2 separate regions of the Homo sapiens genome follow, and region 1 is linked to region 2. Evidence: read pairs that join two places in POLR2A ChIA-PET (ENCODE). Cell type or tissue: Panc1. All regions are shown on one strand. Links, peaks and the distances in the headings refer to the core of each region. The heading gives the core; the rest is flanking DNA. Region 1 has its middle 27 kb from the start of TSR2. Region 2 overlaps FGD1 (FYVE, RhoGEF and PH domain containing 1).

Region 1 (2,905 bases), core at 270-2,769, 70 kb after region 2:
GTTTTTTTCAGGAAATTTAAGGTTCAGGAAGACCAGGTGAGCCAACAAGGAGACCAAAGGCAGGGCAACCAGCTGGGAGCTCTTCTAGAAGTCCTGGCAAAAAGGATGAGAACTGGACTAAGGGGACAGTTAGGAGAGAAAGAGGCACTGCAACATCACGATACCCGCAATTATATGGCCAGCTTTCCAATAGTTTCCCTCACATCCACGGTTTCATTCCATTTGCTCCAAAAACCTTTTATTTGCAGGGAATATTACTCACATGGTACAAATGAAGAAACTATGTCTCAGAAAGGGGAAACGATTTGTCTAAGATTCCTCAGTGAGTCCATGGAGGAACTAGGGCTAGGGCTGAAGAATTCTGTGTGTCCACTAACTGCCAAGCCCAATCTAGCTGCTTGGAACATATATTCGATCATTATGACAAATTAATATCCTCATATTGCACAATTTACACAGAAGCACAACTGCTCCTGGACTCCCTTGAGAGCACAGCCTATTGGCTGCCAACCTTCCTGGGAGCCAAAGCTTTCTGGGGGCTATGGCATCTTTCCATGAGGAGAGAAACCCTCCCCACAATTCCCAGAGTAACCACCCTAACTTCTCCCTTTGGGGAATTGCTTAGGGCCAGAATGAGTCTGAACCCACATGTTTGGTGGATGTTACAGCTGTTCTTAGAGAAGCAATAACACTCCATTCTTCCCAGAGCTAGGACTGAAACTCAGGGCTAAGGATATTCTCAGCATTTCCCTTGTGCATTTGCCTCCCTCCACCCCACTACCACCCTGATCCAAGCCATCATCATCTCTCATCTGCATTGCCAAAACAGCCTTCTACCAGTCTCTTTGATCGAGGCCGCAGACAGTTCTGTGGTTTGTGCATTGCACAAGGACATCTGGCTAAGGGGCCCAGTAGGGGCTGAAATCCAGCCTGTACTCTAGTGCCAAGCCATGAACCCTGGTGTGGGGCTACACCTGCAGGAGGAAGAGGCATCTTTCTCTTTAGACAAGGGCCCTTTCTTTTTTCTTTTTTTTTTTTTTTTTTTTTGAGACGGAGTCTTGCTCTGTCGCCAGGCTGGAGTGCAGTAGCACAATCTTGGCTCACTACAACCTCTGACTCCCTGGTTCAAGCAATTCTTCTGCCTCAGCCTCCCAAGTAGCTGGGATTACAGGTGCGCACCACCACGCCCAGCTAATTTTTTTTTTTTTGTATTTTTAGTAGAGATGGGGTTTCACCATATTGGCCAGGCTGGTCTTGAACTCCTGACTTCGTGATCCGCCCGCCTCAGCCTCCCAAAGGGCTGGGATTACAGGCATGAGCCACTGTGCCCGGTGACAAGGGCCCTTCTTTCCAAGCCAAGTGCCATGGGGCTATGTCCACCCAGAGGAAGCACCTTTTCAAAGTCACACAATGATAGACAAACAGCACTTAAAGCAACCCTGTTCCCACTTCCACCTTTGCCCCCTATAGTTTAGTAGGCAACCAGAGGTGTCCTGTGTAAAGCAAAGTCAAATCCCTCCCCTGTTAAAAATCCTCCTATGGCTCCCACCTCACTCAGAGTCAAAATCAAAGTCCTGGCGGGACTCAGTGGCTCATGCCTGTCACCCCAACACTTTGGGAGGCGGAGGCAAGCGGATCACCTGAGGTCAGGAGTTCGAGACCAGCCTGGCCAACATGGCGAAACCCTGTCTCTACTAAAAAAAAAAAAAAAAAAAAAATTAGCAAGGCATGGTGGTGGGCGCCTGTAATCCCAGCTACTCGGGAGGCTGAGGCAAGAGAATTGCTTGAACCTGGGAGGCAGAGGTTGCAGTGAGCTGAGATCGTGCCACTGCACTCCAGCCTGGATGACAGAGTGAGACTCCATTTCAAAAAAAAAAAAAGAAAAGAAATCAAAGTCCTTATAGTAGTCTATAAGACCACACATGATCTGGCCTCTCAATAACTCTGAACTTTTCTTTTTTCTTTAATGTGTTCCCATCGTTAAGCAATTTCTCCAATATGACTTCCTACCTCCCATTAGCTCTACCCCAGCCACACTGGCCTTGTTTCTGTTTCTTAAACATATTAAACTCATCCCATCTAGGGTTTTTATACTTGCTTTTTCTTTTGCCTGGAATTATTTTCCTCTAGATATCCACAGCACTGATTCCTTATGCTTCAGGTCTCAGCTCAAATGTCATCTCTTTAAATAGGCCTTCCCCATCTACTTTATTTAATGCTGTCTTCCCCACTCCACCCCCAATGTACCACTCTATTACTTTTTCATGTTTTATTTTCTTCATATAACTTATTACTCTCTGAATGTGTTTATTTATTATCTGTCTTGCCCACTGGAATGTAAGCTTATGAGAGCTGAGAACATGTCTGTCTTGTACAGTATTGTATCACAGCATCTAGAACAGTGCCTGACCCAAAGCAGGTACTGAATAAGTTTTTGTTGAATGAATCAATCTATGACTTTTCTCTGATAACCAGAAGTGCAGCCTCGGCTAGGGGTCCCCTATAATAGACTCACACACACTGGGGAATAAAGCTGATACTTAGGGAACAGACTTAGGATATCCTAGGTTCTATGAGGCCCACAATAGAGCCCAGAGCACAAGTTCTTTTGATTCTTTATCTGGAGGAATGGGAAGGAAAAAGTATTTGTGATATCATTGAAATTTCAGGGAACAGTCTTACTTCCAAAATTTCTTCCATCATTGCATCAAAGTCCTAAGAGTGAGCCAAATTTGGGTCAAGTGCCCATACCATGTCTATACCAGGGATCAGGTAAAGAAAAGATCTGGCCCCTTCAGTTTTTGTAATGGGAGCCTGCAGTGTGAAGCAGGTGTTAGGAATTCCCCTCTTGCCAAGACTGCACACAGTGGAAAGTATGAAATTGGATAGCCCCCAAAAAGAACAA
Region 2 (2,905 bases), core at 266-2,765:
CGTGGAGCTGATATCTAGCAGGAAAGACACACTACAAGCAATTCCAAGTGCAGATGCTGCAAGAACACATGAGGGTGGGGGGAGTGGGCGGACAGGGCAAAGGAGATATTTGAGTTGAGACCTGAAGGATAAATAGGAGTCCAGAGGTAGGGAGAGGCAGACTAGCAGTTCGGGTCACGGGAACAACATGTGCCAAAGCCCTAGGCGGAAGAGAGCACTTTCGAGGAACAGACAAACGGCCATTGTGGCTGGATCGTGGGGCGGGGAAATGTTCCTGAGCTAGGCCTTCCTTGTCCCTGTGCTCAGGAGTTTCACCCCTGAAGGCAAAGGGAGCCCTTCACAAGGCTGAAGGGATTGCAGGGGACTGTGTTTTCCAAAAGCTGGCAGTGGTGTAGAGAATGCCTCGTAGAGGCCCGGAAGATGGGAGTGAAATCAGTTAGGGGGCTGGAGGGGGAATGAAGCATAGGGATTCTAGAGCAACTGACCATGGTGCATCTAAAGGACTTGGGGCCTGGCTGGACATGTGGGTTGAGGGAGAGGAATAAACCTAGGACTTGGGCTTGGGCAGCTGGGCGGATGGAGTTGTCCTTCCTGCGATGGGGAAGGCAGGAGGAGAAGCAGACCGGGGCTGGGGTAGGAGTGTCGTTCACGATGTGCTGAGGCTGAGGAGCCTGAAGACAGGACATCTAGGTGACAGCACCCAGTTGGCATCAGATATGCCTATCTGGGTCCCAGAGTAAGGGCAGGTGGGTGAGGGGCACAGGTATGTAGCTGAGACTAAGAGGGAAGAGCCCTCCTTGGCGCTTCCCCATGGCCCCTGCAGGGAAAGGGTTAAATCGCGGAGGGAAGGCGCCTGTGGAAAGCGGGAAAGGCGGGACTGGCAGGGCTGGCCTTTGGGAGCTGCAGCTGGCATAGAAGCCCTTCCGCCCGCCAGGGCCTGCTAGGCCTGGGCCGCCACCGCCCACACCACCGCCTTTGCCTTCGCCTTTGCCTTTGCCTTCCCTGCTCCCCCTCCAGCCCCTTCCCTGCTCCCCTAGGCTGGGGGACCCCCCTACCTAATGCATTCCAGGTGTAGACGCAGCCCCTCCCCCACCGCGCGGGTGTGGGAGGGGCAGGGAAGGCTGGGGTCACTTTCACCGCATCTCTTAGGGAGCATCTCCCAGGCTTGCTGACTGCTTCTCTCTCTCTGGAGAATTCCCTCAGGGATCTCTGTTTGGGCCTCCCTGACTCTGGCAGGGGCTGGCAGCAGAGAGAGCCCCCCAGACCCAGGTCCGCCACTTTCTAAAGTGTCACGTGACCTTGGGCAAGTCATCTCACCCCTCTGAGCCTCGGTTTTCTCATCTGGAAAATGGGGCTGTCATTCCCACCTTCTAGGGTTGTTGTAAGGATTCAATGCCACAGATCCATCCCCAGCCCTTGGCATGGCACATTGTCACCATGTTCAACAGATGGCCCTGGCCTGCCCTTTTTGTTCCTGCCCCTCTGCCTGGGTCTGTATCCCTCGCTGACTACCATGCCCTGTGTGGACCTTTCTGTCTCTGTCTCCCTTCTGACTTGTCCCTTCCTTTTGTCCATCTCCCTCTATGTCCATCTCTGGGTCTCTGTGGTTTTCCTGTCCTCTCCCTCCTTGTGTTTGTCCCAGTGTCTTTCTCTTATCATCTGTCTTTTCCCCTCATAATCCTTCTGTGTCTCCAACTCTCAGATTTGGCCAGGCCTCTGGTGAATGGGAAGGGAGATGGGTGGGTGTTGGGGTCCCTGGGGTTGAGGCAAGGGTCAGAGGGACCATCCCCCTAGCGGCTTTGCCTCACAGGAAGGGGAATCTCAGCCAGCGTGGCAGCCCCAGCATCTGGTAATTACTGCTCCCAGTGCTCCCAGCTGCAGTTCCACTCCCTTCCCTTCCTGTCCTCTGAAGTCCCCAGCTCCTCCCGGGGCGGGGGAGGGAGATGGGCGGGGGTGGAGCTACCGCCCCCTATCCTCTGGCCTCTAGTCCAGAGAAGCAGGGAGGAGGTGGCCAGGCCCTCACAGTAATCAAGGAACTGGAAGAGGGATGGGCTGCTTGTGCTCTCATGTGGCTGCTTGGTTTGTCTGTGTGTGTGTGTGTGTGTGTGTGTGTGTGTGCGCGCGTGTGCGCGCGCATGTGCCTGGCCTTCTTTGTCCCCGTGGATCTATTTTGTGTGTGTGTCTTAATGTTCTTGTTTCTGTATGGCCATCTGTATGTTTGCATATAGATCCATGTGTGTCTCTGGGTCTGTATGTGTTACGTGCTCCTCTGTGCCTGGTTGTATGTCACCTTGGCCCTAAGTATGTGGGAGTTTCTAGATGTTTCTGCGCATGGGTCTCCTTAGATCTTGTGGATGTGTCTGTCTGTTTCTATACCTGTGTCTGTTCCCGTGCCTGCGTCTGCCTCTGCATGCCCCCTATAGGTCTATGGTTGTGGTGTAGGGAAGGGGGTGTCTGCTTGCTTGTATCTTTTGGCCTTTCCTGATCCTTCTTCCTGCTGTGGAGCCTTCTTGCAAACCCATGACATTACGTACTTCAAATATATGCTTCACTCATACCTCCCCACCCAATATCCACACTTTTGCCCACTCTTCTTCCCTTGTCTGCAGAACCATTCTCAGTCCATCTATACCTAAAAAAAACACACCCCATCCTGGATGGTGCAACTAAAAACCACCTCCTTTAGGAAGTCTTCTCTCCTCCCCCCTCCAAATGTGATTTCTTTCCCAACTCAGCAGTCACTGAAGGTGTGCTCTGTGACTCTGGACACAGACACACCTGGGATCTGGTCCCAGCTCAACCACTTTTAGCTGTCCTCAGGCAAATTATTTTGCCTCTTTGTGCATCAGTTTCCTCATCTGTAAAATGGGTAATAGCTCACCGGATCATTAGGAGGATGCCATAC

The links. Peaks named below come from ENCODE experiments on the same cell type or tissue, not always from the same donor. Only the 100,000 strongest peaks of a DNase experiment are listed, where the experiment ranks them.
Region 1: POLR2A ChIA-PET joins it to region 2 with 9 read pairs; 2 of 35 experiments call an interaction of 5 or more read pairs at or near these places.

The regions. Positions count from the first base shown.
Region 1 is chrX:54,411,902-54,414,806 of GRCh38, reverse strand. No RefSeq gene overlaps it. Among named protein-coding and RNA genes, the nearest start is that of TSR2, 27 kb to the left of the region's middle. In Panc1, for the core only: no CTCF peak of the experiment used is centred there; no DNase peak of the experiment used is centred there.
Region 2 is chrX:54,481,450-54,484,354 of GRCh38, reverse strand. The region is part of intron 1 of FGD1 (FYVE, RhoGEF and PH domain containing 1); the gene reads left to right. Among named protein-coding and RNA genes, the nearest start is that of FGD1, 13 kb to the left of the region's middle. In Panc1, for the core only: no CTCF peak of the experiment used is centred there; no DNase peak of the experiment used is centred there; H3K27ac peaks cover 251 bases.